Linked DNA regions of Homo sapiens: all the other regions are linked to region 3. The links are chromatin contacts, found by Hi-C or POLR2A ChIA-PET in ENCODE. All regions are on one chromosome and are shown on one strand. The core of a region is the stretch at or near the end of the contact, and the rest is flanking DNA. Distances in the headings are between cores, read along the strand shown. Region 1 overlaps FMNL2 (formin like 2). Region 2 overlaps PRPF40A (pre-mRNA processing factor 40A). Region 3 overlaps FMNL2 (formin like 2).

Region 1 (2,710 bases), core at 155-2,654, 130 kb after region 3:
TGCTAAATTTTCAGCAGATACACTTATGTTTAGATTTCATAAAATATACAAATGAAAAAAAAACAGGTTCACATACCCAAGTTGTTCCAAATACAGAAAAAGTTTTCCAGTAACTGAAGTGTTTTTAAATGTAAATTAATTGAACTGAAATAAACTTAAACTGTTTGCTCCTAGGTTACACTAGCCACATTTCAAGTGCTCCACAACCTCAAAGGCTGGTGGTTCCTGTATCGGACGGCACAGCCCTAGATCTATACACACTCACTTTTGAGGAAACAAGAGAGAAATCTCATTATGTATCAGGGGAATTAGTTTCTTAATCAAAGGCCTCAAGGGCTGTAATAAAGTCAGAATTCTTCAGAATCCCTCAAATAAAGGTATCAGTGCTACACTGAAGCCATGACTACTCTATGCTTTGTCATTCAGGGGCTAAACCAATTCCTGGTTCAATCATTTGCCTTAGCAACTTAGGAGCAGTGATTTAGAAATGGGTAAGAGCCTGAGCTCTGGAGGCCAACTGCCCAGCTTGAAAATCCAGATCTTCTGATCACTTGCAAGTAGCTTAACAACTCCATGCTTCAGGTCCTCCTAAAATGGGGTGATGATGACAACAGTACCTACCTAACCAAGTTATTTTGACAATTAAATGAGCTAAAACACACATAGCTTAGCACAGTGCCTGGCAGATTAAGAACTCAATAAACAAATGTTGTTGCTTGCATCAACAGTTGACCAGGCCTGCTCTCGGAAGAAAGAAGCACTCCATGGCAAAACCTATTGTGTGCACACATGCATATGCTGTGTACATACTGATAAAGTCCACAGCGAGCTCACTATGAAGATGGCAATCAGAATTAACCCTATATCATTTACATCCTCCACAAACAAAATAATACAAGCACAGACAGTTCCTTAAACAGCATATACTATCCAAACGAGTGCACGGCATCAAAAGATGCAGCGTAACTACACAGGATGAGCTGCTGGTAAAGTCAGCAGCATTCACAGGGGAAAAGCTCTGTCAGCCTTCGATTTGTAGGAAACAGGGGCCGAGGGAAGAAGCAGGAGGCAGGAGAGTGGGGTGAAGTACCCGTTAACAAACGGGACAAGCAAGATTCCTAGTGTAAGCACATACGGTATTTATTAAGTTTGAGGAGTCTGGTTACATCTATTTTGAGATTTGTGTGTTTCATTTCAGTTTGCCAAAGGAATGACAATCCAACAAGAATTACTGAACAGGTTCAGCACGTAGAGGAATATGTTGGCACTTCCAAGAAAAAAGAATAAGGTGCTGGGGTAGATGGTAAACAAGCAAGATCCAGCTCTTGTCAGAAAAAAAAGAGCCAAATGACCAGCAAGAAAGGAGAAGTGAGATTCTGCCCAGGAAACGGGGCTTACTCAAGAGTTAAGGTAAGGCAGTGTCAGAAACACAGTGAAGCAAGCCAAGAACACTAAGGCTTGCCTCATTGTAGGAGTAGCTGTACCTCACTCAGCCCTCTGGCTATAAGTGAAGCTTCCCAGACTGGAGGAGGCAGGAAGAAGGAAGAATATTTCACAGCCTCAAATCTTCAGGGACAAAATCGGTGCAGGCTTATTAGGAAGAGAAGCGGCAAGCCTTAGAACACCAACCAAAAATCCATAGAAAGACATGATTTTATTGCTGGCATCCCACTCACAGCACTTCACGGGGACTGCAGAGGCTGCCATGTTTCTTTGGATCTAGTTGAGAGAGGAAGACAACTCACTTGATAAAGTACAAGGAGAGCTAAGTTCAGAAATGCCATATTTAAAGGGCAGTATATGCCACCGTCTTCTCCCCCTGCTCCTTAATACTAAGGAAAGCCTGAGGGATCTTATGAAGGAAGACAAAGGAAGTCCAGTGTTAATAGGATGGTCTTTTGCCATTTTTGTTTCATGAGATGACTTCAGCTCAACTCTCCTTCAAACCCAATTACTAGCCAGGCTCTGATTTTGACTACTCAAATCCAAAGTGGCCCACATTATATCCACCAACAATTAGATATACTACAATGATGACTGGGGATAAGGGGGCTATAAGTGGTTAAGGAGGAAGAAGAGAATTCCAGATACTTCTTTGAAGTTAGCTCAGTTTAAGAAAACTTTAAAGAGAAACAAATAAAGACAGAAAAGAAAGAAATTTTACTAGTAGTGGAAAACATTTTCTTCAAAGATAAGGTGGTTTACAAAACGCCAATGAGTCACCCAGAGGCCAGTGCAGCCCAGACCCATCAGGGGCATGTCCTCCCCCGCAGCGGGCAGGAGGGCACACGTGGTGTCCGGATGGAGGCGCCAAGTGACAGGGTTCAGACAGTCCTCACACTATAAAGTGCTGCATGGTTTACCACACCTGCTATATGCTCTCTTGAGTCTCCTAACCAGTCTCCTTATTTGCCTGTTAGGAAACCATGGCTCAGAAAGATCAAGATCATCTTATTAGTTAAGGTAAAATCAAGATTAGACCTCAAATTTCCCAAATCCTAGTCCAGTGCTTCTTCCCACAACATTAAGTTGCTTCCTGAAAATAACCAACCATAATTCTCCACTTAGCAACCTTTCTAGCAACTTTCTGGTCCTGGTCATAAACTCTCACCTCCACCATAAACTGATGCTTTTATCAGGGATATTCTATCACATCTCCATGTTCCCAAAACAGAAAGGAAGTTTTAGGGAACCCCTTTCCTTTGCTCTA
Region 2 (3,093 bases), core at 561-3,060, 100 kb before region 3:
TTATATGTAGGTTACTTAAAGTAGCAGGCAGTTTCCCTGTTGCCTGTCATGCATCTTGGTTGCTTTCCCACACAACCAGTTACCTGATTCAGCGTATTTTACATTGGCCTAAAGCAAAATTAATTATGAGGATATATCTGTTGGCGGGAGATGTATGGGCTGGGAGTAAGCCTAGTTGTAGTTCTTTCTCATTTGATTGTTGTATTTTTTCTCCTTACTTTGTAAATTATTTATCTGATTCTCTTAGTCTGGATGATGGAGGCTTGCCAGTGCTTCAGTTTTCAAATTCTATACCTTAGAAAAAAATACATATTATTTGGACCATATTCCAAGTCAGCCACCACATTCTTATAGTCACAATTTTTGTCAAAAAGTTCTTGTTTAATGATGTTTAGACAGTTTATTGGTTGTTTTTAACCCATTAACTCAATGCTACTTTATTTTAATAGGTACTTTAGCCTCGTTTAGCTTCATGGGTTACTTTCACAAGGAATACAATTCAGTGTATGAATGTTCTTACATACCTTTAAAAGGCTTCAATCTATATGTTCCTGCTGGCCATATGCTTATTCTTTTCTGTTGTTTCTATTTCTCAAAATGTTCATTTACTTTGAAATTGTTTAATAACTGGTTACCTTGTTCCAATACCTGTGATTATTGTATGTAATTTTTGTCCCCTTCTGAATTTCCTTAGATCTTTTTAATGGTCATTAAAATCAAAATTGGAACGTGGGATTATACTAATATAGATGAACATTGGGTCAAATTCTTGAGAAACTTGTGTTAATTTTCAGGATTTATATTCAAACTTAGTAGAATTAATTCATAGATTTGAATGGTAGTTATTGGTAAACTAGATTGAGCTCCCAAACTAATACCTTCAGATATTTATGTATGTGCCTTAAGTTTTCTGTACATGAGAGGGGATAAATGACGTGTGACTTAAAAAGGGTTTTTTTAGATTATTTTTTAAGTCATTGTTTGGATATTAAGCACCTTTGATCTAGGATTTTGAAATGTGCCACATTGTAAAATTTATTCAGTGCATATATTAAAAATCAAAGGTGAAAAATACAGAAAAAATTTTATCTTAAATTCTCTTGCTCCAAAGAAGTGAGAAAAATATGAATGTTGTGTTATAACTAAAAGGAGATTAATGTTTTTTTAAATTCAGGCTAGAAATAACATAATAGTCCAAACTTTTAAATTTACTTGTTAAAATAATTTTGACCATATATATAAACTGTGACATAAGTATTAAAATAGATTATCGATAAAGTACTTCATTCATTCAACAAGCACTTACTAAGCATACTATTCACATGGTGTAGTGTTTAGTGGTTTTAAATCTTAAGTTATGGGATTCTTAAAGTCATATTAAGTGCTTTGGTCTTATGGTAACCTTTTTTTACTTTTATTTTAGATGCCTGGAATGATGTCGTCAGTAATGCCTGGAATGATGATGTCTCATATGTCTCAGGCTTCCATGCAGCCTGCCTTACCGGTAATCATGTGAAAATAACTATTTTCTGTGAAGTAATGTTTTGATTGATTGCTTTTATATATATGGAATAATATCTATGTATTTTATAGGCAATCATGTTAGCTGTTGAAGTGCCTCTGTAGTACTGTAATAAAATACAAGAATTACCGTGGACTTTCAGTTTCAGTTTCTTTTCTTTTCTTTGTTTTTTTGAGACAGAGTCTTGCTCTGTCACCCAGTCTGGAATGCAGTGAGTGTCATGATAACAGCTCACTACAGCCTCAACCTCGTGGGCTCAAGTAATCCTCCGACCTCAGCCTTCTGAGTAGCTGAGACCACAGGCACGTGCCACCACGCCGAGCTAATTTTTAAATTTTTTTTGTAGAGATGAGGTCTCCCTGTGTTGCCTAAGCTGGTGTCAAACTCCTGAGCTCAAATGATCCTCCTGCCTCGGCCTCCCACAGGGATGACAGGCATGAGCCACTGTGCTTGTCCTGGATTTAGTTTCTATAACTACAATGATAGACGTTTACATTTTTTCCTATATTGATATTATATGTACATCCTTAATTACTAGGTTAATTCTGTATTAAGACCAGAATACTGAAAAGTATACATTGTGAGCCAGAAGCATTTTATTGGTCTGATAACATTTAAGTTTTAAAGGGTAAACATTTACTTCACTGAACGCTAATTAAAAATTGGTATAATGTGATTTAATACTAGATTTAGGAATCAATATTTAATTGGAAATCCACGTTCTGAGACTTCAGCTGTGGCAAATTAATTAGAAAATCTATTGAACAGCCTTACCACCTCTGTCGGGTAGTATAGCAATATAAATTACTATGAAATTCAAGTTAGTTTAACTTCTTTATTCTTTATGTGGTTGTGGTTGTAATAAACAGATGTGGCATACTCCTTGGGGTGGTAAGTTTGCAGTGTCTTTCCCAAAACCCTAAGACCAGATATATTTCAAAAATTCTTTATAATACTGGAAAGTAACACATTGCATATAATATGTAAACATTTCCTGTGGGGTCCAGGGCAATGCTGTCTAACTTAATAATGTTAATATTTTTGCAGCTAAACTAAACGGATATTCACTCTGAAGTGGGATAAATGAAGATGTGGAGTTTCATGTTCATGTAGGGCAGGTTTTGCCACTATAGTGAGTTTTGGTACCATACTTGAAAAAAGTTGGCTTTCAGAGGGTTTTGGTTTCCAGAATTGTGGGTAAAGGATTGAGGACCTTGTGTACACTTGGTGACCATATAACATTTAAACTACTCCCGTAGTCTCGGTTGCTGATCTCTTTTACAATTTATAGCAAGCTCGGGGAACTGAGACCACTAAAAGTTTTGCTAAGAATATGAGTCAGAGGCTTGAGGATTATACATAGCAGGTACTGATTTCACTGTGCTTTATGAGGAACTTATATAAAATACACTTTTAAAAAGATGAATAATACTAATTTCATTTTTCTTCTTACAGCCAGGAGTAAATAGTATGGATGTAGCAGCAGGTACGTATACTCTGTATGGTGGTATGTGTTAGACCTCATTTGGACAGTAGCAGCCCTATTATGAGGAGTAAAAGCAGGATCTCTT
Region 3 (2,895 bases), core at 291-2,790:
ACCTGAGAGGAGGAGGTTGCAGTGAGCCGAGATGGTGCCACTGCACTCCAGATTGGGCAGCAGAGTGAGACTTGGTCTAAAAAAAAAAAAAAAAAAAGACTTCCTTGCAATTCTTCTGTTTAATAAGGCCAGGTACAATCCCTGGTACTTATCAGGTTGGATGGAAACAGCCCCTAACTGTTCTCTGATTATCTCTGGGATGTACCCACTCTGTCACATTAGACTCATTATAAGGCTAGAAGATGTTCTTTTCCCAAAGCCAGGTGAATGTTAGATTTCAAGCAAGAATATGGGAAAGGGACAGAAAGAGATCTCCTCCGCATGGGAAAAAAAATATATAGAACACACATTCCTCAAAGTTCAGAAATTCATACTGAATGAATCCACCCAAGTAAACAAATTTGTCTGGGACGCCTGACACCATAATATCAAACAATCATGGGCCGGGCATGGTGGCTCATGCCTGTAATCTTAGCACTTTGGGAGGCCAAGGCAGGCAGATCACTTGAGGTCAGGAGTTCGAGACCAGCCTGGCCAACATGGCAAAACCCCGTCTCTACTAAAAATACAAAAATTAGCTGGGCGTGGTGGCGTGTCTGTAGTCCCAACTACTCAGGAGCCTGAGGCATGAGAACTGCCTGAACTCGGGAGGTGGAGGTTGCAGTGAGCCGAGATTGCGCCACTGCACTCCAGCCTAGGTGACAAGAGCAAGACTCTGCCTCAAAAGCAACAACAATCAAATCAATCAATCAATCATGAACAAATACACAAGGAACAAAAAGATCATTATCTTTTACCAATGTGCTAAACATGTTCTTGACACGTTCCACATAGAAAGCACCATTTACTAATTTTACATCTATTCCTGGAAAATAGTTGAAAATGAAATGAAAAATTCAGTGTTGTTCTTGGTGGTGAACCAGTAAATCTGGGATATCACATGTGTTGCTAGTACAGTTATTGGCAGGGAAGGAGCCCTTATTTTCCACTGCCAAAACCAAACTGCCAAAACAACACAGAGCCTAAAGCTCATGTTACCATGACTGGCCATTTCCACTCCCCTGTGACGCAGAGTTTGCGGGGAACATCTTGTCAGAGAGCTCAACTGCAAGATGAAGGGTGACTGACAGTGACTGTTGGACCATAAGTAGGAACCACTGGGCTATTTTCTTCTAGTGAGTGTGTTTCAGTCAATTGTGAATGAAAACCGAGTCTGACTATATATTCTTGGCAGACTGATACATAGAATTAAAGAGCTGGGCAGTAGCCACATATACCACTGTGTTGAAAGGAATAAAGAATGGCTGTTGAGCTGCAGTGGGCAGAACAGTTTGGGGTAGGACAGGGGAGCTGGGAAACTAAAAGCTTAAATCAAGACTCAAAAGCTCCATCTTTCAAAAGCTACACAAGCCAGGGATGCTTCTTCCACAGACAAGTCCTCAACAGTACCTCGTGCGGTGGTACTAACAGCATGGCCAGCACAGCCAGCTCACTCTCAGTCTAGGGAAACAGCGACGTCCTTAGACACATGGCAGATTTTTGAAATGAAACTTGAGCCAAGGGATTGACGCAGCCACCTTCCAAGTAGTCATAAAAGGGAACTTAGGCCGGAAGTCACAATACTGTCTGCAGTCATAGTGATCTCTTTTAGGATTGTTGCTCTCCTGCCAACTGGCCTCAAACATGTCAGTTTTTGTTCTTGTTTGAAAAATGAAAGCACCTATCATTTTATTATCTAGGTACCTTGTTTTCATATCTGCAGTCAAAGAAGCACTTAATCTTTCTTAGAGGGAACTATTTGAATAGGTACACACAATACATGTTACATACATAGGCATGTGTACACAAAGTTTTATATAGAATCATAAAATTGTAGACTTGGAAGATATATAAAAACCACTTGACTAACTTCTCACCTAAAGCAAAAACTTACATCACAATATACCAGACCCACCAGGAATCCTCTCATCCTCTTGACCACCTTCCCCTTTGTACTGTGCTGGTCTCTTCTGAGCATCCTTCTAGCCCATTCTAACCTTGTCTCTTCACTCTTTTCCTTCTGGACTGGGGTCCCTGTGGGGGAGTTTTCCTCCTTAGTTACTTAGTTACAATCCCCATTTGGCTCTCTCTCGCTCTCTCTCTCTCTCTCTCTCTCTCACACACACACACACACACACACACACACACACACACACACACTCTCTCTCTCTCTCTCTCTCTCCCTAGTCACCTCTGTTTAAACTTGTTCTCTCATTCATTACCTTCATTGCACAGCTAAGAATCTGACCTCGGGCATTACACCCCCACTAAAAAAATAAATTAAAAAAAAAGTTTTATTTTCTTTGCCTGAAAAAAGAAATCCCCAGATTGTATTTGTTGACTATAGTTGGGCTACTTTCCTCTTCATTAAGTGTATATTATTTGAACAGATTCTTATTCTCCTCGTGTCCATTCTCATATTCGGTGGATCACCCTATCTCTTATTGCCTTTTCTTTCATTTTTTGGCTTCATATTCATTGCCATGGCCACAAACTGGGTCCAAGGCTGAGTCATTTGACAACTGAACCACCTGTCTTCCAGACTCCAGCATCTCTCCCCTCTACTGTATTTTCTGCAGAGCTACACAATACTCCTAAAGTTTTATCCAAATTACATAAAAGGCTTTTTGCAGATTTCCACAGAATCAAATGCAATATATATATATAGCATTTTCTAAACTGTAAAGTATTATGTAACTGTGAATTTCTTCCCTTTCTCTTTTTTCCCTTCTATTTGTATCTATCTTCTAGTTGAGGTGTTTGTTTGTTTGTTTGTTTGTTTTAATCACAGGTTTCCAGTCTCTCCACCACTGTTTCCTCAGAACCTCATTCATGCCTGCCTCTTGCCATGTTTTG

Evidence for each region. Hi-C counts contacts between places; a loop is a spot of excess contacts on that map. ChIA-PET counts read pairs that join two places held with the same protein, here RNA polymerase II (POLR2A). Pooled maps may share reads with other maps.
Region 1: a pooled map shows a loop between it and region 3 (2.7-fold over the local background). The contact joins two enhancer-like sites. A Hi-C loop is called at or near these places in 2 of 50 pooled maps. POLR2A ChIA-PET finds 5 or more read pairs at or near these places in 6 of 52 experiments (H1, MCF 10A, OCI-LY7 and 3 more).
Region 2: a pooled map shows a loop between it and region 3 (2.6-fold over the local background). The contact joins two enhancer-like sites. A Hi-C loop is called at or near these places in 2 of 50 pooled maps. POLR2A ChIA-PET finds 5 or more read pairs at or near these places in 2 of 52 experiments (CD4-positive, alpha-beta T cell and activated naive CD4-positive, alpha-beta T cell).

Annotation. Positions count from the first base shown.
Region 1 is chr2:152,465,810-152,468,519 of GRCh38, reverse strand. All of the region lies in intron 1 of FMNL2 (formin like 2), which reads right to left. Among named protein-coding and RNA genes, the nearest start is that of FMNL2, 130 kb to the right of the region's middle. Within about 2 kb of position 1,404, at least 15 of the 41 ENCODE cell types and tissues checked have a DNase peak (open chromatin) inside an H3K27ac peak, as active enhancers do.
Region 2 is chr2:152,692,953-152,696,045 of GRCh38, reverse strand. PRPF40A (pre-mRNA processing factor 40A) reads left to right here. Exons shown (of 26, transcript NM_001365597.4): 3 at 1,424-1,504; 4 at 2,978-3,008. Among named protein-coding and RNA genes, the nearest start is that of PRPF40A, 23 kb to the left of the region's middle. RefSeq lists an enhancer at 1,638-1,687. Within about 2 kb of position 1,810, at least 5 of the 41 ENCODE cell types and tissues checked have a DNase peak (open chromatin) inside an H3K27ac peak, as active enhancers do.
Region 3 is chr2:152,593,165-152,596,059 of GRCh38, reverse strand. All of the region lies in intron 9 of FMNL2 (formin like 2), which reads right to left. Among named protein-coding and RNA genes, the nearest start is that of PRPF40A, 120 kb to the left of the region's middle. Within about 2 kb of position 1,540, at least 8 of the 41 ENCODE cell types and tissues checked have a DNase peak (open chromatin) inside an H3K27ac peak, as active enhancers do.